Linked DNA regions of Homo sapiens: region 1 is linked to region 2. Evidence: chromatin loops called from intact Hi-C (ENCODE). Cell type or tissue: IMR-90. All regions are shown on one strand. Each heading gives the region's core, and the rest is flanking DNA. Links, peaks and the distances in the headings are about the cores only. Region 1 overlaps CACNA2D1 (calcium voltage-gated channel auxiliary subunit alpha2delta 1). Region 2 has its middle 120 kb from the start of CACNA2D1.

What was found. Hi-C counts contacts between places; a loop is a spot of excess contacts. Peaks named below come from ENCODE experiments on the same cell type or tissue, not always from the same donor. Only the 100,000 strongest peaks of a DNase experiment are listed, where the experiment ranks them.
Region 1: it touches region 2 in a loop (2.0-fold over the local background); 25 of 110 quality-filtered maps call a loop at or near these places.

Annotation. Positions count from the first base shown.
Region 1 is chr7:82,158,369-82,171,096 of GRCh38, forward strand. It overlaps CACNA2D1 (calcium voltage-gated channel auxiliary subunit alpha2delta 1), which reads right to left. Exons shown (of 39, transcript NM_000722.4): 4 at 12,182-12,241. Among named protein-coding and RNA genes, the nearest start is that of CACNA2D1-AS1, 160 kb to the left of the region's middle. In IMR-90, for the core only: a CTCF peak has its summit at 6,613 (motif pointing right); a DNase peak (open chromatin) is centred at 6,663.
Region 2 is chr7:82,556,481-82,569,208 of GRCh38, forward strand. No RefSeq gene overlaps it. Among named protein-coding and RNA genes, the nearest start is that of CACNA2D1, 120 kb to the left of the region's middle. In IMR-90, for the core only: no CTCF peak of the experiment used is centred there; DNase peaks (open chromatin) are centred at 6,431 and 6,711.

The DNA of each region.
Region 1 (12,728 bases), core at 2,117-10,116, 400 kb before region 2:
ATGAAATGTATTGGCAATGTGTATGTGAAATGTGTTTGATAATGACAGGTTGCTATATACCTTGCAGATTCCACTACAAAGCAAACAGGGGAAATGGAAACCAAGTTAAAAAAAAAAAGAAAGTAAATTTGATTGCCAATAAAAGTTGAGTTATGTTTGTTTAGCTCACATGGGAATATCAGTTTGTAAACAATGTGACATTACTCATTGTCCTTTATTTAAGCCTGAGTCTACTCAAAAGCCTCAGTGAAGTCTTAGGTGAATAATTTCAATTAAGTATCAAAATAACTTGTGCTACTGGAAACAATATTAGTCCTATTTTATTGATGAGGAAACTGTGGCTTAGAGGTTAAATAATTGGCTGAAAGTTACACAATGGAAAAATGACTAAATTTCTGTCATCTTGGCTGGAGGTCCTACTTATTAGAATATGTTACTTCTACACATGATAGTTTTGATACTTACTTCATGGCTCAAAAAATAAGATAGACTTTATGTTAAACAGCAAATATCCTATTTAATAGAGTCAGATGCACAGTAAATTCTATGTTGTATAATCAATATATCTCATGTGCAAATGGTAACTTTAGGGTATCTGTTTAAATATCAGAGTATTTTCTGCTCTCTGTATTGCTGTACTGGTTTACATCATATTTTCTTTTCTTCATATTTTCTAATAACTTAAGACCAGAATTTAGAATAGCTAGCAGGTATCTAGGGGATAATCAGATGCTGCATATATTTTCAGGAACACTTATGTTGACATTGCCTATTTTGGCTTTGAAGTACAAGCTAATTGTACTACCTGCAGCTTTCTACTTTTTCCTAATAACTTCTAGCTAAAAGTATGAAACAAAATAAATCCCAGTAAGAAAGCAAAAATGGTAATCATCAAATTGCAAGACAAACCATGACTTAATCCTTTTTACCCTAAGTCTTATCAACTGCTTGAATGCTAAAAAAACTGACTGGAATGTTTGAAAGGAAGCACACTTTGTAAGATATTTGAGACTATTCATCAAGTTTCCAAGCTACCTCAGCATCTTCTCCTTTTAATCTTCCCTATATTCCATCAAATCACTAGCTTATTCAGAGATTCAGGAATCCGTCCATATCCATATTTTTCAAAAGGTGAAAGAAGAAAAACTAACCAAACACATGAGATCCTAAAATAAAAGGAATAATACCCATTATTCTTCAGTCTCAGATAAATTACAGATCTGTTCTTCAAAATGGTGATGAGAGATCTCCCCAAAAAGTGAAAGAAAATAAAAGATAAAGGGGTTCAGAATCTGATGTTATGAACCGATATAAGTTGACAAGGAAGTTGCCAGAAAACAGAGAAAAAAATCAGGTGAAAATAAGAATGGAGAAGAAAGACATGTACACAGCCAAAGCACAGATGCATATGAAAAGGACATTATTAGTGACAGGCTTTAGGAAATCATGCAAAATGAAATGTTAAAAAAAAGACTGTAATAAAGAGAAAATACCAGTTATAGAAAACAGAAAATGTAGCTCAATTAACGTGATGTTCCTGATGAAGAGAGAACATACACACACTCTCAAAAATATGCAGAAACATTATATCTCTGAAATAAAATTAAAACTTTAATATAAAGACACCAAACAATCAAAAATAAGATGTACAAGATGTATTATTCCTACTTCAATCTCAAGAATGAAGAATGTATCATTCGGAAACCAGTGGGAAAAAAATCAGTTCAATATAGGAGGAGTCTATGAACTGGAAACAGACTGATTTCAGACTTCCTACTAGCCTCTATGAATGACAAAAGACAGTGAAGCAATGTCCCAAAATTTTGAGGAAAATAATACATAATTAGCCAGGGCAACCTTCAAGTCCAAAATGAAAAGGCCAGATATTCTTAATCATACAACAACTCAGATTAGAGCATTCTACCACCTCCTTGGTCAACATACTTAACAAAATCCAATCAAATTATGAAATTAAAAAGAAAAAAATTAAAAAAGAAATAAAGTAATGAAGGGGCTATCATAAAAGTATTGCTGATAAAATTTAATCCATCAAAATATAAAATCAGTATTAAATACTGTCAGAATTTTTATTATTATAGAACATAAGACAAACCTTAATGTAAAAGTAATAATTTAATAAGATTTGGGAGATATGTGGAAGGTGAGAAGAAATGCTCCATTACCTAGGCTGGAGTGCTGTAGCACAATCACTGCTCACGCCTCCCAAGTAGCTGGGACTACAGGTGTGTGCCACCATGCCCAGATAATTTTTTAATTGTAGACCTTGTAGAGACAAGGTCTCCTTACGTGGCCCAGGCTAATCTTGAAATCCTGGGCTCAAGTGATCCTCATGCCTTGGCCTCCCAAGTGCTGGGATTATGGGCAGAAGCCACCACACCTGGCATTTTCTACTATTTTATAAAATTGTTTCTTAATTCCAAGAAAAAAATCTCATCATTCTCTTCTATTTAACTGACTAAAAATCTTATTTGCCTATGTGTATGCTGGGTCACTATTGTAGGGAAAAAATATCTTTTCATCCCATTTTAGGTTCCATAGCTGAGACTCCTATAATAAGAGTTTAACAATAGAAAAGCTATACATTTACTTAATATATGTTTTATGTGACACGAGAGCCTTCATAAGGAAATGAAGACCCAAAGAAACAGGGCACCTTGTGTATTTTTTATGCTAGGTTTGATGGGCAAGTAGATAGTTGTGGAAAAGTCTGATTGGATTAAAAAAGCTTCATCTGATGGAGATAAGCTGGGGGAAACTCAGCAAGACCTGTTTGTTGAGATTTTTCTTTGTATCCCTGTATCTTCAGAGATGAGGATGTTCCTTTCCTTCCTTTCTCTGAGGGTTTTATGGCTTCAGGAAAGAAAGACATGAGGGAAGGTCAAAGAGACCTCCCTGCCCCCATGGTTTTCTTTGATTCCTTCAGCTTAAAATATTTTGGGGTAGCATGTACTGAACCTCATTATTAGAATTCTATAAAACAATTTTGTGGATACCAAAGAATAGTGGAGTGGATTCCGATTCATAATTTGATTAATAATCTCAAGATTATGCTGCCTGCAGGATATGAATGTTTTCTGGGGAAAAATGTTGTTAGTGGAGATGAAGAGAAATGAATGCTTGCTTGGTAAATTTTGGAGTTGGAATTGACAAAATTTGCAGATTAACTACATGTGGAGTTATGGCAGAGAAAGGAATTAAGATTACTCCTGAATTTGAGCTATATTAACTGGAGGAGAAAGTGATCCTTTGAGATGCAAAACTTAACAGAAGATCAGGATGCTGATGGAGAAAAGTAATAGAAATAATAGTTCACTTGCGAATGTTAGTCTTGACATGCCAGTGAGACAGGTAAATGAAAACAGCAAGCATGTCATCGGATAAATGAGCCTAAAGCTCAGAAAAGAGGTTTGGGTGTTATTACATGTAAATCCAACAATATGGATCAAGTGTCCTTGGAGGAATATGGGCATTAAAGATGAGAGGGCAAAGACTGTGCCCTAAATTTAGACAACATTAAAGACACAGAGGTACTGTAAAGGAAAAGGTACCAATAAAGACTGAAAAGGAATGGGTAGTGAAAAGTAGGAAATCAGGGAAAGTGAGGTTTCCTGATAACTAAAGAAGTGTTTGAAGAAAGGAAATACAGTAAGTGGTGCACTAAAATGATGAAAAGACATGAAGTGTGAAGATAAATAGAACATGCTCATTCGATTTGATGACATAGAGGTAGTTGTTAACTACAAAGAAGAGCTTCACCATAGATGAAATTTAAAGTCAAATTGGAGTGGGCTGGCCAGTGAGTAAAGGTGAAAATGTGAAAAATGCAGAGGTCCACATAACTTTTGGAGGTTTGCAGTATAAAACAGCAAAGAAATGTGGCAGAGCTAGAAGGGGTAATAGACTTTTTTTTTTCTTTAATGTTGGAAGATACTGGAGCTAGTATGTATGTGGATGAAAAGATAAAGTGAAAAAACTTTTTGATTAACGAAAGAGAAGATAGCATAAGAAAGAAATCCACGGCTAGGCTGGTTTGGAAGGTTGTAAGTTGATGAGACTATCCACAGAAGGCATGAGCTTTAAAGGAGGAGGTCATTTTGCACAGCAGGGGAGAGCTGGTCATTCCTTTCAATTCCTATAGCATTTCTTTAATATGTAAACAAATCCAGTACAGACATCCAGCTACAAACTTCTTAAGAACTTGAAGAAAAATGTAGATGAATATTCTTTAGTATTTCTTCTTTTTTAAGAGACTTTAAGTTTAAATGACAGATCTCTCAAAAGCATCTTCTTTCTACTTAGAGACATCTTTTCTGACTAAGCTTCTGGTTGCAATATCCACTCTCTCAACCCCAATCCAGACCCTTTTCAGTACTCTGGACAAATATTATCTCTCCATTGAAACCAGTCTACTAAGCCCTCAGTCCCCGGGGTCAGCTTTCCTGGGTAGCTCCCAATGTCAAAATGTATTCCACTAGTGACTGCACCCCATGCCTATATTAATCATCTGTGCCTTGTACTTTGCTTCCTTATTTTAAAGCTTCAATTTTCACTGTAGTGTCAGCCCTTTAGGAAGAAAACTCTCAGGCCAGGCCTTCGAGTCCTGGAACATTTCCTCTTTCCCACAGTAATATTAACATAGCCATTAATATATCTATAACTCCACCAAATTGAAATTATTCCAGCATCTGATGTTATTCTTCATACAAAAATTATCTCTGGGAATACAGTGATTTCCCTAGGGTTCTGTTCTGAAGGATTGACAATAAATGGAAATATATATTAGTCTCCACATTTTCCAACTTCTTTGAAGAAATACATCTGAAGGGAGATAGTACCTCTATATTAAAATTATCATTTTTAAAGACTTTCCAAAATTTTAGGCATATTTGTATAAATTATCTCATTTAATTTAAAAACAACTTTTTGGAGACATGAAAGTATATAGCAATAGGTCCCCTCTAGGCTAAACCTGAATGATAACAATATATGTTTGGAGATGGCAAGTTATCAGGAATGTCTTTTCATGCATTCAGTTCCTGGAGGTCAATTGATTATCATTTCCTAAAGAAGGAGAAATACATGGACAAGAATGCATACAGACATTGAGAAGATGAGGGTAAAGTAAGAAATAAAGACACACAAAGAAAGGCACTTCTGCCTTTAGAGAGAGAATGATTAAATAAATGATGAATGAGCCGTTTTCTTCAGAACTTTGTGACACAGGTAGTATGAGAAAGAGCTTCAGGTCTCTTATTAAAAACCTTTTGGGTTGGAAATAGGGGCACTCACCCCATTTTTGCATAGAGCACATTGAATCCAGCTCAAAGACTTCACACTTTGGGATGTTGCAATGGCAAACATAGTACAACAGTAATAGGAGCTGGCAGATGCTCACTAGACTAGGCAAATATCCATCAAGAGACTGTGCCAACTTGCTTGTGAACACCTGAGACAAACCCTGGGGTTTCTAGAAATATCATCCTTGGAAGAGAGATAGTACTCATAGAAGCAGAGAAAGACAATTATCAAGCATCTTGCAGTAATAATTATGCTGCTGGAGATCACAGAGCCAAGAGTTTTTAGATTAAAAAAATTAATATTCAAATAGGCTATTATTTTGCTAAAAGTGCACAGCAAGTTGTTGGCAGACCTAAAATCTGAAGTAGATTTGCACAACTCCAAGACTGAGGCGCCATGACTATACCAAAGCTGTGTACAGATATATTCAGACATGTAAAAGTGCAGTTCAAATTTTCATTATCTCCACAGTAATATTGTCAATAATGCTTACAAGCAAAAACAGATATCCTAATACTACAAGTAATTATTTTTTAATTAAAAAATTGTATATAGGCCACTCTGGCATATATTGGACTAGACTATGGTTTTCTTAGTAATGCATTAGCCACGGTTTTATCCCCAAGAAGTTTATATTTTAGCAGTTAAAAGTGAAGAAAGGAAAACTACACAGTGAGCTATACTTGAATTAAACATATATTGGGCATTGGGGAGCATATAAAACAGAAATAACATTGTTAGACAAAAAATCTAACATTGGTTGATCAAAAATATGAAGAAATTGGAGAAAGAAGAAATTTCTAGGCAGAGATTATCAAAAGGTCTGAAAGTGAAGAAAAGAATACTGTTCTAGGGAAATGTCCAGTCATTTACTCTGCTTTGAGCTTAGAATTTCAGGACAGGAGTAATAGCTGCTGGAGAGATTATGCAATACAAAATTTAGGAAAGGCTAGATGGGGCCAGGTCATAAAGGGCTTAGTATACCCTAAATATATGCTATTAATAAATGGAGAGTCACTGAAGATTTTTGAACAAGGATATGAAATGGATGGAAATACGTATATGGAGTAAATCTTCTTAGATTATGCATTAAATGAAAATTGCAGTAATTTGTAATGCTTATGTATTTTTTTCTTAATTTTTTTATTTTGCAGTTCAGAAATACAGTACACTCCCATTTTAATGCAAATAAGCAGTATACAACAATTTTAATAAAATGTAGCTCAAGTTACGGAGAGGCTAATGAAATTGGAGTTCAAAAACCCTCTTTTGACAGCTGCAATTCGGTACCAGCTGGTGGCAGTAATCTACTCCAGACTAAACATCAATGAGGATGATTCAGCTCTGCATGGCTGAAATTTTTAGGACATTGGCAGCAATCCCAGGAATCTCCCAATAATTTAGCACTATTTTCATCATCTCAATCCCAGGATATTGAAGCAGCGGATTGGTCCTGAAAATATAGAGAACCACCTTCTACCTCCCCATTTCCTAAGCCAAGGGTGTTTGTCCTCTTTTAACTTTTCCCTCCTTTCCTGAGAGGAGAGGGAAGGAAGAGAAAGAAGGAAATTTACCCAGCCTCATTTATATCTACATGTACTTTATCACAGGACATATCATCATGATGTCTGACTGCAGGGGCTTCCACTGTACTATCACGTACTATTGTCATTTTGGCTTTAATAGAAATGGAAAGTGAGGTCAGTAAAATCATTAGAAAATATTAAAAATTGTTAACTGTGAAACCAGTGTTTTTGACTAGGTAATTAATGATTAAATATTTTGCTTCTTTTCAATATAAAAAACAAAAGAGATAGGTTATCACCCAGCATAACTAACAATTTAAAGCCCATGGTTAATATTTTTTATGCTGGTGTTGTAATACTCTTACCATGGCATTTATACGTATGCATGAACAACAACAGTAAGGCACACAAATACGCCTGACTCCTTTACATTACATTGGTTTTCCAGAATTTTGGAGTAAATGAGCTTTGCATTATGGCTTTTAATCTATCTTTATGATGAAGATAAAGTCTCAAGACTCTTAAAAAGCCGTAACAAAAAATTGTTTCCCTACATAGCAGAAATGTTGCAAAAACATTAAAATATGCAAGCTCTTGATTTCAAGAGTGTTTCAACCAAAGGTGGAAACTAAGAAAGACTAAATAAAGCCAGAGCCTAAAATCATTTTGGTGATCTATTAAAATTCACTTATTTATTCATTAAGACAATGCTACGCTCTCACTTTTTATCCCTAAAAGTCAGTTCTTTCAATATCCAAGACCTCATACCAAGTGACTGTCTGTCTTCGATTCTAAGTAAAACAAATACAGTGTGTTTTCCCATTCCACATATTCAAAAATGTTTCTGCTACAATCAATAAAAACGATGCAATTTCATGAAATGAATAAGGATAGATGAAATGATTAAATACATAATGCCGGTGCCTATTAGTTTAACTCGCATAAACACAAAATTTAAAATATCAACATTTCAAAATATGATTTGGCAAAGTAATTTTAATATTATAAAATTAAAGCTATAACTGGAGAACTAAATTAGCCTGACGGACACTCAATAACGTACAACTTCACTAGAAACATTTTCACCTTCTAATTTACTTTGTGAAGCTGAAGCTAAAAGGGACTCTTCAAATGTTTTATTTACCGGCCAATTTCTAGACGTCTGTACTCTGCCTGCACAGTAACAAGCTGGTGCTAATAAGCCATACATAAAGATCCTACTTATTAAAATACAAATTAGACACCCCTTATGTTTATACATGTGTAAGTACAATTAATATTGCAAGCTTCCTTGGAAACAAAATTGCTTTAGTTAACCAACCATTGCAATGCAATCAAATGAGATTTGAAATGCAATTGGAAAAGATCTGTTTGGTAGAAATAGCAATTATTTCATGCAGAACAATTAGCTTTCCAAGCTCTTTTTTGCTTCTCCCACCTGCCCTTAATAGAATAATTTGTCCATCATAAGTGACATGAAATGTCACCTTTAACACCCATAAATTGTATGGAGACCTAGCAGGCAGCTGGTAGACATAGCTTATTTACAAATATTAGTTTGAACTTGTAAATGCATGACCACATAAATCTTAATCCATTTAGGGTGTACGCCCTTTGTTCCCTCAATTGTGTATTCAGTTGGGAATTGAATGGAGCTGAGAGAGAGTGTGAATTGCATAAGTCCTTTGTTGTTGCCAGCATATTAGTGCTTTGCCTTTTGTTCTTGTTGTTCATGAGATTTCTCTACATTACACAGTAGGGAAGGTTAATCAACATTTTGCCTAAGTAATATTAATGAAACTTGCCTACTTACACTTGAGGGAAGAATCAGAATATTACATTGCTCTTTGAAATGTTAATGTACCTTTTAGGAAATTATGTCTGCCTTCTAAATCATCTTAGTGTTAAATTATTAAAGGATGGCATTAAAGAAATATTGCACAGATGCACATTGTTAAATACCTTAAAAGATAAAAGAATTATAAAGTTTAAAAGAAGGACCTTTTGAAAGATGATAAAATTTATCTTCAAATTAACCATTTTTAAATGTTTGGTTAAAATATTGAGAAAATTTACAATTGTTTTGTGTGCTTTCACAAAACAAGAGATTTAATGTTAATGATTTATAAGTTTCAACCACGAATTTGAACTGTATTCTGCTCTGGTCTTGAAGGATTTATTTAACCTTGCTGTATCTGTGCACTAAAGCACCACCTAGTTTATTAGGAACAAAAAAAAAGCTGAGAGGAATGTATTATTTTTGTACTTTTTACTTATTTGAGTCTTAAGATTAGATAGTCTTCATTGAGGTTCTATTCTCCAAGCACAAAAACGACCACTATCTAAACCTTCTATCACTCTATGGCATTTCAAAGGGAAGGGCTATCATAAAGACTATGTATGGCTGCCAAGGTTAGATATGGGAAATAGCAATTCTCAATGTGCAAACTGTGACAGACCTGTGTCCTGTCAACATCATTCACGGTCCTTCAGGAAGGATGCTCAGGAAATGAGTTGACAGGACTCTAAGTGGTCTAACTTGTTTTCCCTTTAACAGTCTCTTTTGATGTCAATCAGTATGTCAACAGGCCCTAAATAAATTGTGAGGTAACCAAGGGGGAAATTAGGAACAGAATTTCTTCAAGAATTCTCCCACATGGTGACCACCATTTGCTAAGAATTCCTAATACTTACTGGGCAAATAATTCATTTTCTATTTCACCATAGAAGATTTAGTAATGGCTTTTGTATTATTGTGGGACTGATTTGTCCTCTTGCACAATGTTTTTTTAGCAGTACTGCTACTTGGATAGAGGCACCAAAAAAGTAGAAAATAAGGGTTACATTTCAAGATAATTTTTTTCACTTTTTGACATCTCTAAGAATACAGCATACAATTGCTGATGCATCATAATTTAAGTGGCTTTTTTGGTGGGGGCTTGGGGGAGATGAGGTCTCTCTCTGTTGCCCAGGCTGGAGTAGTACAGTGTCATGATCTTGGCTCACTGCACCCTCCACCTCCCAGGTTCAAGTGATTCTCCTGCCTCAGCCTACCAAGTAGCTGGGATTACAGGCATGCACCACCACGCACAGCTAATTTTTGTATTTTTAGTGGAGATAGGGTTTCTCCATGTTGACAAGGCTGGTTTTGAACTTCTGGCCTAAAGTAATCCACCCACCTTGGCCTCCCAAAGTGCTGGGATTACAGGTGTAAGCCACCATGCCCGGCCAAGTGGCTTTTTCTTAGAAATAACTAAAATAAATAGAATGACTAAGTGCCTTACAATTGATGATTTACATTCAATAAAATATGGTAATAGCAAACTTGAATTTAGAGTTTTTGTATTGTGTTTGTGTTGTGGTTACCCATTACCTCAATATAGAAAACAAAATAATTGCCAAATGTTAGTGTTAATGAGCCCAATATTAAAGAGTTCACAATGTCTAGGAAATGAAACCTTATGTCTAGAAATTAATAAATAATAGTTAAATGAAACAACAATGATATAGGCATTACTACAACCCTACTTGCCAAGTTATTTTTTTCCACATTATTGCTCTTTAGAAAAGTGAAAACAACATACAACTAATAAATGACTACTTAAAATACTACCAAATGAATTTAAGGCAAAGAAAAAGGGTGCTTTGAACAGGGAATGTATAATCTATATATTTCAGAGGCTGAGTTTGTGTGTCTGTTTTGAGTTCTCCGAATTACTGAAGATTCAAACTAAAACAGCACCAAGGGTATTATATCTATGCTAGGCAGAATACATGATCTAGCCATACATCTATTATGACTTTACACTGCTTTTACCATGCACGCTTTATGTTGTGGGACATAAGGGAAGAGTAATTTATATTTAATGTTGTTAATCAAACATATATTTAGCTAGATTTGTTTTGCTGCTTTTTCCCTATTTGCAAAAACAAAAAAAATCGTTTTTATCTAAAAGCAACTAAGTATATTGTAAGCCTCTTCATTCACTAGATGAGCTTACAGTTTGCTCGATGCTCTAGGAGCTTATGTTTTTAGCTTAATCATTGATTTTTTCCTTAATATATCATGGATAGCAAATTGATCTTTATTAACCTGTGTATGATAAAGGTTGTAGACAAAGCCAATACCTACATAATATTAATACCAATCAAGTTAAGTGATATGATCAGTTCAGTAGAGAATCAAACAAACTGGCAGTTGTCAAATAGAGTCTCTCATTAGTAGACTGTTTAAAATATATAAATAAGTGATAAACAGTAAAAATAAATAATATCACAAGTATCAAGAATGGAAGACTATTATATACATGAATTAAATATCATTTAGTGCATTTTCCTTTGATATTCAACATAATCATAGAAACACAAAGAAGTGCTAATTCTTAAACCTCAGTTTAGTGTCTACTGAAGCACAACTACATACCTTCAAATTTGAGACTTTTGCTTTGCAAAGAGTACAATTAAGCTGTCGCTCACATTCTAAACCTATTTTAAATGTGGGAAGGTAGAGGGCAGTTGTTTACATCCCCAAAATGAGTTGTCTGGAAGTTTTCTGTGATCAGAAATTATAAAGATTTTCTTTCACTACAACTGTAATCACTCAAGTATGTAACAGAAGTACTTTCTGATTATTAAGGAATTTTTTTTTTTTTACTGTGCCCCTTGGCTATAAGAGGATAGATAAATGATAGATATGCAGACCTTACCACAAGGAGAATTTCTGCTATTTCTATAAACTAGTAACTCTTAGTTCATAAAACAAGTTTATTAAGAAAAAAAAAACATGCAACCGCTAATGTCAGCTGACATTTCTCAAAGTAGGCCAGAGTAGAAGAGAGATTACTTCTAGCTAAAGTGAAGCAAATTAAATTTTAAGAAGTTGAATATATTCATTCTCACTTTCATCATATTGCCCACCATCAAGGTGATTATAATATGTATACTGCTTCTTACAAACTCAAAGTAGTTAAAAGCAACTTTTTCCAACTTGTATATTCATAATATCGACAAAAATTATTCAGATATTAAAATTTAATGCTATTTTTAATGTATTTTATAAATAATGTACCTTTAATTATGGGAGAACATTTCAAGGGTTTTAAAGGGTTTTTTGGTTTTTGTTTTTTTTTGGTAATATGGAACATAAAGTACATTTTGGCTAACTTAATTGGCCCTGATTACCCAAAAGCAATTTATTTAAAAAGCAACAAGTATGATTATTTTTAATCCCACAACATCATAAGATTCCATCATTAAAATATATTTTAATATGCATGTAATTATCCATACACAATATGTCAAGCTATTTAAATCAAGTAGTTAAAAGGGGTTCTTACTGCAAAATCTTCTCTCCACTGGTGAGCTGCTTGAACTTTCTCCGCTTCCAATGCCAGGCGCTGAAAAACAAACAATAAATCTTAGAATTCAAATGAACACGTAATATGGAATTGTTATATAAAATGCTTGCGCTTTCTAATCAATTTTGAGGACATAAAAAGCAGAAGATGATCCTTATTTATGATTCATAAATTCTAAATCATTTAGTAATCTAACCTACTAAAGTTGATGTTTGTATATTTACTCTTCAGCAATATAAATAATATACTATTCTTGAATACCATTAAGTTTGTTACCTCTGCCATCATCAGCTATAGTGTCCTCTATGAGTGCTTTCTTTCAATGACTAATACTTCAGTTTTTAGAAAAACACTTAAGTATACTAATTTTCATAGAATCTTATTTTTAGTAAATACCTTTGGAGCATACATTTCTCTTAAAAAATGACATTGAGAGATTAATATGCACTAAACAATATACTAGGCACCTTCTTAAATGCATATTGAGTTTTTACCAAAAGCCACAAAAGCTGAAATAACTTCCCCT
Region 2 (12,728 bases), core at 2,342-10,341:
CCAGCAATCCCATTACTGGCTATATGCTCAAAGGAATATACATTGTTCCATCATAAAGACACATGCACATGTATGTTCATTGCAGCACTATTCACAATAGCAAAGACATGGAATAAACTTAAATGCCCATCAATGGTAGAATGGATAAAGAAAATGTAGTACATAGACACTATGGAATCCTATGCAGCCATAAAAAAGCACAAGATCATGTCCTTTTCAAAAACATGGATGGAACTGGAGACCATTATCCTTAGCATACTAACACAGGAACAGAAAACCAAATATTGCATGTTCTCACTTATAAGTGAGAGCTAAATGATGAGAACACATGGACACATAAAGGGGAACAACAGACACTAAGGACTATTGGAAGGTGAGAGAAGGGAGGGGATCAGGAAAAATAACTAATGGGTATTAGGCTTAATACTTAGGTGATGAAATCATCTTACAACAAAACTCCATGACACAAGTTTACCTATATAACAAACCTGCACATGTACCCTGGAACCTAAAATAAATGTTAAAAAAAAGAGAGAAAAGAAAACAGACACAACATACCAAAATCTCTGCAAGGCAACAAAAGTACTGTTAAGAGGGAATTTTATAGCACTGAACACCTAGCTCAAGAAGTTAGAAAGTTCTCAAATTAACAATCTACTATAACACCTAAAGGAACTAGAAAAACAAGAACAAACTAACCCCAACATTTGCAATAGAAAAGACATAAATGAGGCCAGCACGGTGGCTCACACCTGTAATCCCAGCACTTTGGGAGGCCCAGATGGGCAGATCACGAGGTTAGGAGATCGAGACCATCCTGGCTAACACAGTGAAACCCTGTCTCTACTAAAAATACAAAAAATTAGTGGGTCGTGGTGGTGGGCACCTGTGGTCCCAGCTACTAGGGAGGCTGAGGCAGGAGAATGGCATGAACCCGGGAGGCAGAGCTTGCAGTGAGCTGAGATTGTGCCACTGCACTTCAGCCTGGGCAACAGAGCGAGACTCCGTCTCAAAAAGAAAAAGATAAGACATAAACGAAATCTGAGCAGAAGTGAATGAAATTGAGACCCAAAATCCATACAAAGAATCATCAAACCAAAAGTTGGTTTTTTGAAAGGATGAACAAGATGGATTAAAAAAAAAATAGGAAAAAAAGAAAAAGAGAAAAGATCCGAATAAGCACAATCAGAAATAACAAAGGTGACATTACAATGATCCCACAGAAATACAAAAAATCCTCAGAGGCCAGTACGTGTTGTTTCACTATAAGGAAAAGGAATGCAGAGAAAAAAGCAAGAAATACTATAATTAGGCATAATATAGAGGACTGTCTGTAACTGGTTGATGTTAGCATCCACAAAAATAGATCATTGACTAGTACAACAATTTGCAGAAATAAATGAAGATTAAACCATGCAGGTTTGTAGCAAATCTTCCTTTGAAATTTTCATTTGAAGTAGATATTATGAAATTTCAATGCCTTGTCATGATGAGATACCTATTAAGATTAAGCATTGTCTATAATCAATAGATATGTTTATCTCAACAATGAAAATATTAATATAATATGGCATGGGCAAGCAGCATGTTTTATTTTTCTTTTTTTGAAACGGAGTCTCGCTCTGTCACCCAGCCTGGAGTACAGTGGCGCGATCTCCGCTCACGGCAAGCTCCGCCTCCTGGGTTCACGCCATTCTCCTGCCTCAGCCTCCCGAGTAGCTGGGACTACAGGCACCCGCCACCACACCCGGCTAATTTTTTTGGTATTTTTAGTAGAGACGGGGTTTCACCATGTTAGCCAGGATGGTCTCGATTTCCTGACCTCGTGATCCGCCCGCCTCAGCCTCCCAAAGTGCTGGGATTATAGGCGTGAGACGCCGGTTTTCTTTCTGAAAACAGAAGCCTGTGAGTTGTGTAAGTGAGTGAAATAAAAAATGCATTAAAGCAGGAAGAACACTGATATTCTGGCAGAATTTTTTAATCCCAATTTTAACTTTAAAACATTCGCAGTTTAAAATCATACACACAGACATGCATACATAATGTTAAAAAACATTATATTTTTAAAATGTGAGCTCCCCTTAGTATCATGTTTGTATTTTATTTAGTACCATTTCTGCGAACAAGATACTTTTGTATGGGCAATTTGATACATCATGCAAACAAAAGTAATTCTAGGCTTTTAAATAATAATTTATGCGGTTCTTGGTGATATAACAAACATTTATTAAATCTAATAGTTGTCATAAAAAATAGAAATACTTCTGTTATTGGAGTCCGACTTTAAAGTCTTTACCTCAAGATATTAAAAATAAAACTGTCACGTAATCACATCTGAGAATTTTTATTTTTTTTTCCTTGAAATTGTTATTAGATCTGGTTGTTTCTAAGAGGGAAAAGAAGCTGAAATGAGCTTCAAAGGACAGAACACTGTTGACGTGTATATAAGCATTGTATAGTCTCCCCCTGGCTTTTAAAAGAAATTTCAGAGACTGGTATTAATTCTTGACAGTTTTATTTCTAATATCATCTGGTTGACATAAAAGAGCCTCTGTCAATTTTTAAAATGGGCAGAACAGAATGGGAATAGAAAACCAGTGTAATATTATGAGTGAACTCTGATGCACCTGAAGTGGTAATCTGTTTTTCTTAATTAAAAGAAGGAAAATAAAACAACTTATACTATAAAACGCTGATATTTCAAATTCCCAATTAATAGTAAATACATATTTTAAACTCTTTTTTCTGTTGTACATAAAAAATGCAGTGTCTCTTGTTAGAAGCTTGTTTGTTGCTGAAACATTTTTTTTGGCACATTTTATTACATGAAACAATGCTCCTGACAGATTGCTTTCAGTTTCTCTGACATGCAAATAGAATCCATCTATAGTTTGCTCTTACACACTTTTTGCAAAGTCATTAAGAATAAGACAGGGTGGTCAGAGACACCTTTGGTTTGCAATGAATACTCAATGAAACAGTATGGGTAGGTCATTTAATATAGTTGTAATCGATTGCTGCTGTTGCCTTTCCGGCCAAGCTGTAGTGCAGGAACAGATTTTTAATTAAATAAATAGCTGGGTCGGCAGGCAGGTGCGCCCGGGCAAGCAACCTGCCCCGGGATTTGGTTTGCAGCAGTTGCTTGGCAACACAACACAGACGGTCTCTGAACAACAGCTGCACCCTCTGTTAGCAGCTAGCAGATGCTCACACCTCAGAGAATGGTGTCAGAAATAATGATTTGTGAGTAATAGTTTGTAGAGCTCTCTAATAAACAGAAATAAAATAGCCTGAATGATAAAGGTCAAAGATATTCCAGACTGTTATAATGAATATGAATTTGGATCCAGTGAAATTATCAGAAAAAGACAATGAAGATGAAATATTACTGATACACTGTAACTAAAAAAAGAAAAAAAGCAAAGAAACTTCTATTATATATGACACAAAGTCAGAGGTACTTTTACATTATTTCATTTAATTTTTCAAATAAATTTCTAAGTATTTCTATGTCTACTTTAGAAGATGAGACACTGAGTTTCAGAGAATTTAAATCATTTACAACTATAAATATAGTTTTCACTATTAATTTAGTATGCAAATTTAGGTAGAAATCAAAGATGGAATGTTTAACATATTACAAGAAAGAATATGTGTAATGTAATAACTGTTACTACTAGCAACTGGTAGCCATGTCAGTATAAAACTGTGTTCCTTATGTTGTTTCTATAGGATCATGCTTGAATTTAATATAACTAAAAGTTTGAGTAATTTGGTCTGTTGTTGTTAATTTAAAAATATCAAAAAAAGCAGGACTGGAAATTCTGGATCTCTGTAGTCACAAGAATGTATAATTAAGTTGTGACAAATCAGAACCTCCTACTACTTTATTCTTAACTGATTATCCCATGCCATGAACATATGGCCCCAATTTTAATGCTTCTTTTAGTACAAATTAAGGTGAATAAAGTCATTAGAATTATCTATTTGTGTTTTGGTAAAATAAAAATTGCTTTAATGTTTATTTTAAAATTTGTAATATTTGCATTTTACATGAAGCTTTAACAGTTTTTTTTAAGGCAGTGTGTATACAAGATTTTTTTTTCTGCAGTTCATCATCCTATGCACACATGGGGTATGAGAACCAAAGTACAAAGGGAGACTATATAATCACACAGATTAATCTCCTCTCTCACAACTGCACATATGCCCATGCTTTGCTAACTATGTGCCCAGCTTTTCCCTTAATTTACAATAAATGGAAACTCAGTAATAATAAAGCAGCTTGCTATAAAAATACATGAAGTAGAGTTTTATCATTTTGATTATTTTTTAGTAAAAAAGTATATTTTCTTTTAAAACCATATTTAAATAAAATCTCCACAAATATTTTTCAGTAGTCATAATATTTTCTATGAATCTTTAGATGAAAAATATTTATTCATTTTCCCTTTAAAGCTTTAAAAACTTGTTACCTAAATAACATTTTATAAGTTATCACATTTTTTTGAATGAAGTGTTACAGGTCTTTGAGAAGATAAAAATACTTCCATCCCAACAATTGAATATATAACTTATTTGGTGATATAGCATTGAGTTAATTTAATGTTGAGTGGTATATTAAATTATTCTTATTGGGTCAACAAATAAAAAGTTGCAGATATTCTAGACAGTGTTTCTTTCATAATCTTTTTAAGGATGTAAATGAGTCTAATAAATGAGTCATATATACACATGAAGAATTGAATATTCCAAAAAGTTGACTTTCAAGAGTAAATCCCTAAGGAAAGAAAAACCCCCCCTTTTTTTTTTTTTTTAAGAGGGCAATGTTTATCAATTAGGCATATTATTGGACTTTAGGAAAAAAGCCTCCATTCTTATTTATCCTTAATACAGATTTAAATGCTAAATAAATTTTTGACTAATATTCCAAAACTGCTTTACTTCATTAACTCATCAGTGTCATGTATGTATTGACAGCAAGTGTAGGAAGTACTTCTCTGGATATTTGTTCAGGCAAATTTTTAGATAAAGCAGTCCTTGCAAAGAGATTTCTAACATCAGAGCTCACCACTGTAGTTTATGCAGGTATATTTAATTTGTAAGTGGACTAGCTGTCCTCAAAGTCAACTCCTCCTAGAAGGGAAGTATGAATCTTTGATTTATAAAACTAACAAAAATAAGAGCAGTGTTGTAGTTTTATTACATAAATTTAAAAAAATAATATGTGTACATATATCACTAGAAAATAGAAAAGTAAAAATTTGCCTTAGTGGTATAATTTAAGGAGTTCTATTAACATATCCTGATATGATGCAGTGAGCATACTATATCTCTTTTATGATATTATTGCTAAAAATACAATCCAATGAAATCATTAAAAATATCAGACGATCTGAAATTGAGAAATACACTACAAAATAACTTGTCAGTACTCTTCAAGTGTCAATATCTTGAAAGAAAAGAAAGTTTGAGGAGATTTTCTGGGCTAATGGAGACTGAAGAATTTATAAGTAAACACATTGCAATCCTTTTTGGATCCTCGACCAGGAAAAGGACATCAGTGAAACAGTTCGCAAAATTTAAATATAATCTACAGATTAGAAATTATTGTATCAATATTAACCTTCTGGTTTCTATCATTTTACTGTGGTTATATAAAATGTTAACATTTGGGGAGTGTGGTTGCAGGTGGAAATAGGACTTTTTTGAACTATTTTTGTAATTTTTTTATATGTCTGAATAATTTCAAAATAAAAACTAAAAAATTAAAATTTATTTCTCAGCATCAAGCCATTGTTGAATGTAAGTTGATATCTACTAAGAGCCAGGTGCAGTGGCTCACACCTGTAATCCCAGCCCTTTGGGAGGCTAAGGCAGGAGGATTGCTTGGGGCCAGAAGTTCGAGACCTGCCTGGGCAACATATTGAGACATTGTCTCTACAAAAAATAAAAGCAAAGTTAGCTGGACATGGTGGCTTACGCCTCTAGTCCCAGCTACTTGGGAGGCTTAAGCAGAAAGATTGCTTGAGCCCAGCAGTTCAAGGCCAGTGAGCTATGACCACGCTTCTGCACTCCAGCTTGAGCAACAGAGTGATACCTTGTCTCTTAAAAAAACAACAACAAATAAACAACTACTAAGAGCCACATTTTAGGCTCTTATTAATATCAACATCATTTTCTTTGTGATGGTGTCTGATGTCACTAAGTACAAAGGGCAAAAGGAAAACATATACATATAGATCAAATCAGATTCCTTGAGAGTAAAATGTGGACTTATAAATATTGGTAGAACACAAGTAAATGGGGACTGTTCAGAGAAAACTGGGGAGTATAATCACTGAATTTAGAGACCCTATTTAGAGAAGAACTATCTGGGCTTACAGAAGAACACACTCTGTAATAACAGTGACTCATCCATCTTTGAGCTTTAACCACTTAGCACAGTACTTTGCATATAGTAAAAAGTCAATACATGTTTATTGAACTACATAGGAGTCTGGTGAAGAGGTCAACTTCATATGGGGACAAATGGCCTATTTCATCAGTTCAATGTGGGACTAGCCAGTCCACTCAGTAGATAAAGTTTGGGCAGATTTCCCACCTTATTGCTGTATTTTCAAAACTATTAACATCCTTGGTATTTATAATCCCATATATGATGCAAATCCAAGAGCCAGAAGAGATTGTCAACTCAGGAGAAGAGGTCACAGAAAGAAATGAATGGGCTGCTGAGACGTTCGATAGCAATGTTAGGAATTTCTGTGGTTGAAAAAAGAAAATAAAATTGAATATCTTTACTTCTTTAGAGAAAGCATAAACAATGAGTGATTATTGAATTGAGAACTACTTTGTAGAGGGCAATCTAATTGTTGACTATGCCCCTGGAGGTGTAAATCAGAAAATCATTGGATACCACTAGTTCACAAATTCTCTTTCATCACACGCAAACAACAAATGCCTCAACAATCAATCAAACAGTTCATTCAGAATCTGGTGCTGTGTCAGAAAGATTGCTAAATGCTATTTGTTACACTGCATTATCTTTCAGTAAGTAAGAATATAGTTTTTCTAAGTTTTTCTCTCAATCAAAACCACATATTGATATATACCTGCTGTCTTTCACAAGTCAAAAATACCAACAAAGCTTTGAATTGCTTTCAGCTATGTGGAGACAACTCGGTTCATTCCCCTTGACAGGTTATAAACTTTAAGCATTAATTCTATATTTACATATTGCTAATTTAAAGGAGTGAATGTCACTTTACCTTTACTGATTATCAAATCAGTGACTGTCTCAAATTAGGGTATAATTAATAAAGCAAGTATTCTTGCTAACTTTGAACAATGAGAATGTGGAAAGATTTTATTTTCTATGTCTTCCATTTTAATTAATAAATCAGTGTTCTGCTAAGGATTGCAATGTATTTATGTAAAAGACAAAATAATTTTTGGAGGGCCTGAGGAAGGAGTAGTGATGGCAGGGTGTCATTAGGCTGACGTGAGCTTAGCGAAACTTTCATAAGTATTTGCTGATTTTATTTAGGAAAAAGCTCTTATTTAAAAACACTCAATGAAAAAAACACAGTAAGAAAACCACAGGAAAAAAATAAAATAAAATAAATGGAAACATTTAGGCATTAGGATTATATTTATCAAAAATATGAATATAATTACTGATCATAGATTAGTTCTTGTTTTTTAACAAAACTTAAATTTTGATATTTCAGGAAAATGTCTTTTTATTTCCCCTAAGAAAAGAGAAATTAGAAATCAAGCAGGCATAAGTATTTATTCTCTCAACCTTGAGCATGCAAATCTCTGAATTTATATTTAACTGGAATAGTAACATTTAAAGACATTCTGGAAGTGGGAATGGGAGGAGGACTAGAGGGTATTAATTATGCTACATAAGCCGTCCAAAATATAAAGGAGATTTAATTCATCAGAAACAATGCAACTGGAGATTTTTTAAAAACAAAATATTTTCTTTATAATGTTTAAGATGTCTTCACAACTTAACTCCTACATTTTACCCATATATTTCTCTAAAAGCATAACAGATCTAGTACCCCCAAGAACTGGACAAAAGTTCAGGGATTAGACGTGAGAATAAGAGAGCAGGAGGCAGAATGAAAAGGTAGACATAATTTCTTTCTTCATTTTAGATTCTAGACACAAAGGAGAGAACCAATCTTGAAACAGTTTATATTCCTTGGAGACGAACAATATGTAAATGAATAGCATTCTACTACTATTAAGTTTATCGGGGCCAGGTACAAGTTATATATGGAAAAAGATCCAATTTTATTCTTAGTTTAGCAAGAATAAGAAGCTAAAATGGGGTCATTTTTAGTTATTTAAATTTAAATAACTTTGCTAATGCTGCCCTCCATTTCTCACATTATGAATATTCACAGTTTTGTGCGCCATGGTGTCAACTCTAGTTTCAGCAAGTATCATTTATAACTTAAATATATATCAAAATGGATTGTCTTAATAAATATTTTAAAAGTCTTAATTGCTTTCTAGTGAACATTATATAGAAGCCAATGAGACTTTTGGAGTGAGTTGCTCCAGGGATGCCCAGACCTAGGAGAAGATAATTGTTGACCTTTTACATAAACAGGTATTTTCTTCAGTATGAATTACATACCGGCATCACCTATAAAACTTTTGAAAAATACTGATGTCCAGACTCCAATCCAGATCAATTAAACATCTCCTCTAGGACTGGGACCCCAGATACAGTAATTTTCAACTCCTCAGATGCTTATTTCAAGCCAGGGTTGAGAAACAATGATGTAAATGTTTTAATAAGGATTAAACCTCTCAGTGGTGGAAACTCAGCTTCCCACTTCCTTTCTCTCTCTCCCTCATACTAGCTGTGTGATTTGGCCAAATTTCCTCCTTTATAAAATGAGGATGAAACTAGTAACTCTCTCAGGGGATTGCTAAATTAATAACATGAGTTAATATTTGTAGAATAATTCAAACAATAGTAATAACTGTGTAAATGTCTGTTAAATAAATGTAAAAAACAAATCAGGCCTTGGAGTAAAGGGGAAACCCATTTTAGGATGGTAAGGGAGTAGGTTTAGTAGTCTGAAGTCCTGAGAGGTCTCACAACAGTCAGAACATTATTAATGGTTTAGCTTGGGCTTGATCAAAAAGTCCAATCAAATAGAAATTGTTTCAATATTTGATGATTTATTTAGTTGTGAATGACCGAAATAAAACTGACTAATAATTGTTGATGCACATAACTGAAAAGACCAGTGGCTCAAATGAGGCCTTATGGTTTGAAGACACTTTCTCCTCTTTTTTTTTTTTTTTTTTTTTTTGAGACAGAGTCTCACTCTGTCACCCAGGCTGGAGTGAGTGAAGTGGCAGGATCTCAGTTCACTGCAACCTCTGCCTCCTGGGTTCAAGCAATTCCTGTGCCTCAGCCTCCCAAGTAGCTGGAATTACAGGCACATACCACCACACTTGGCTAGTTTTTGTATTTTTAGTAGAGATGGGCTTTTGCCATGTTGCCCAGGCTGGTCTTGAACTGCTGATCTCAAGTAATCCACCTGCCTTGGCCTCCCAAAATGCTGGGATTACAGGAATGAGCCACTGTGCCCGGCCACTTTCTCCTCTTTCTTAACTCTGCTTTTCTTTCTAGGCTTCAACCTCAGATACACTCTTCCTTTTCACAGCAAGTAGTTCCATCTTATATGCATTCTGTTTGGTAATTCAAGGAAAGAGAGACCATTCTTCCCTCTGTAGATCCATGCAGAGTCCCAAGATTGAGTTTCCTTGTCTCTGGCTTGCCCTGTCCAGAAGGGCGTTAATTGCCTTTGCTGCCCTGATACCACAGTCTTCCAGTTTTCTTACCGAAGAAGTCATCACTGAGTGCAGGGAAATTTGATGCTCAAATTAATTAGACCTAATTCATATGCTCATTTTGAGAAGTTGGAGTTAACCTTGCACAAACCACACAGATAGAGTGGGGGATTAGTAATCCCTGAAAGAAAAAGCAGGGTGCTTGTTATCAGGAAAGGGAAAACGGATGTGGAGCAGGCTAACAACAACAGATGTCACCATGGTTAAGGGATAATCATTCTATGCCTCTTTGAGACTGCTTTAGTGGGAGCCTATGTTCAACTAGATTTAAAATCTGTGAGATGGCACATTCAGAGGCCCTGAAAGGATCTTCTCTCATTGCACAAAGCTGCCTGCCTGTTATTTCTGAAATTCTTTTAAGAGTGGACATAACATTCATGTTAAGACTTAAAATGGAAATTACTCTGGACAAGAGAAATACTTCTCTAGACTCAAATTAAGATATAATTTGTTGACATGAGATCCTCTCTGGGGAAAAAAAAGTTTTGATGGGACAAGAGGTAAAAGAAGCCAGGGAACAAGTAAATGGGCACAGAGAGGTGAAGCACTGGGCACACAGTCCACTGATCACAGCTGCCAAGGCTGGGCCCTTGTGAGAACTCTAAAGCACCGGCTACTCAGGAAGTCACATTCTGGCATCTTAGAGCCCTCAGTGTAACTCCCAATTTCATAATCTGCCTAAATTACTTTGATTCAAAATCAATTCTTTGGGTGGTTATAGATGGGATGGATTGTGGGTGCCAAAACAGTCCTTCAATTCAGTGAAAGCCTTGATTGTTTGACATTATGAGGATTAAATATTGTGGTTATTGGCTAATTTCTTTCACATTTAAAGATGTTGCTGGGACATCATGCAGACAAGCCAGTTTTAGCTCTAGCAACTGCCAGAAATGGCACTGTGACCTTAAGACTTGGACACTTTTATCTTGGAAACTGGACCACTAGAAGACTGAAAGATTTTACTTCCTTTTCCAGATACGCTTTTTTAGGGTGCTGTGTGTGCTTCTGTTTTTATTTGGCTTGCCCCCCTTCAATTTCATTTACTCCTATTTAACAAATGTGTACTGAGCAACTGCTATACATCAGTGCTCCATGCAGAGTAATAACGTGCTTTTTAAAAATTAGCTTCTCTGTGACCTCTGTGGTGAATTTGTCAGATTTCTGCTGTGAAATTTGGTTTGTGTTTTTTCTATAAATCTGACCTGTCGATTTAATCCTCCCATTTCTAACTTCTGCTTCTGTTTCTTCACTCTGCTGCCCAGAATTACATTAATGTGCCTTTGTTTCCATGACATCAGAATCCTCTGGTTTTCCCCCAAGTCCTTTCTGCTGTCTCTTTCTCTGTCTTCCTCACTCCTTCCATGTTAAGTGCTCTTTAGATCAAATTTCCTTATTCTTCTAGGTGGGCTACATGTCCCTTCTATATGTCCCCATAATACCTTACTAAAAAAAAAAAATCATCCTGCACTGTAATGAGTTGTTTGCATGTTGGTATTTTAACCAGAATTTAAATTACTGGGGAAAGAAACTGGATAGTATTCACTGTTTTAACTACTACGAAGTCCAATGCCTAAAACTGAAAATAAACTCTACTCCTGATAGAGCAGATCCAAGATATTTTGCCTGAAGGAGACACATGACAGAGAGCATCAGGGCCATTCCAGGCCCATGAGATAGTGAAATGAGATCGTGAAATTAGATCTAATGCTATAAAGCAGCTCTTCCCCAAAACAGAAAACCATGGCACTTCCAGTTCAGGAATATGGAATCAGAATCTTTGTTAATCACCAGATAGTGTTGCAGACTTAGAAACCAAGGCCCTATACTTATACTTGGGTGTAAACTTTTACTTAACTCAGAGTTAAGACAGTACCTTTTGCCACATTTAAAAGAAAGCTAAATCTCAACATAGGTGGGCTGTGATACTGACTAAAAGAATAATTGGAGACCAGAGATTTTTATGGAAGAAATGAAGAGCAATAATTGTTATTGAATAACTCAGGTAAAAAATGATTCTGTGAAACTTCTTAAGAAGGGCATGCTCATCTGTCCAATAAATCTTCTTCTAGAAATTTGTATGCTGATGAGAATACTAAAATATGGAGAAAACAATTATAATGGAAGGAAGTACTGCTGAAGTGATGTTCATGAGAAGTCAAGAGGAAACGGGATCTCGCATAGATGGACGGAATTGCCTTGGTTAAGAGTACAGAGAGTTCCTCCTTGTAGGAAAGGCTACACTAAGGGCAGAGACACAGGTGGGATCATGTAATTCCTCCTCTGATTGTTTTTGTTTTCACATTGAAATAAGTAGCAGGTCATTACTGAGAATAAGGAGGTGCTTGAAGTTTAAAATATGAAAGTATGAAATATGAAAGTAAAGAAAGAAATACAAAGTAAGAAATATTAAAGTAAGAAAAAGAAGTTTCTAATAAGAGTGGGAGAGCAGCGAATGACTTCCACATTGCTGAATCCACTGGCCATTTCTCTGGAAATTCGAATGATAGACACAGCGTTTAATATAGTTCTTTACGCTCTCCTTTTTAGAATACTTTCTTCACATACTTGCTTTTTTTTTTTAATTTTTTGACCTTCTCAGCCTCTTTTGCTGGTTTTGTAGCATCTCCCCAAACTCCATCAGTTGAAGTGCCCCCCAGCTGGAAATCTGAAACTCTTTCAACCTACACTCCCTAGATGATCCAACCAATTTTTATGACTTTAAAAATCATGTATGTGAGGCCAGGCGCGGTGGCTCACGCCTATAATCCCAGCACTTTGGGAGGCTGAGGCGGGCGCATCACAAGGTCAGGAGACTGAAACCATCCTGGCTAACACGATGA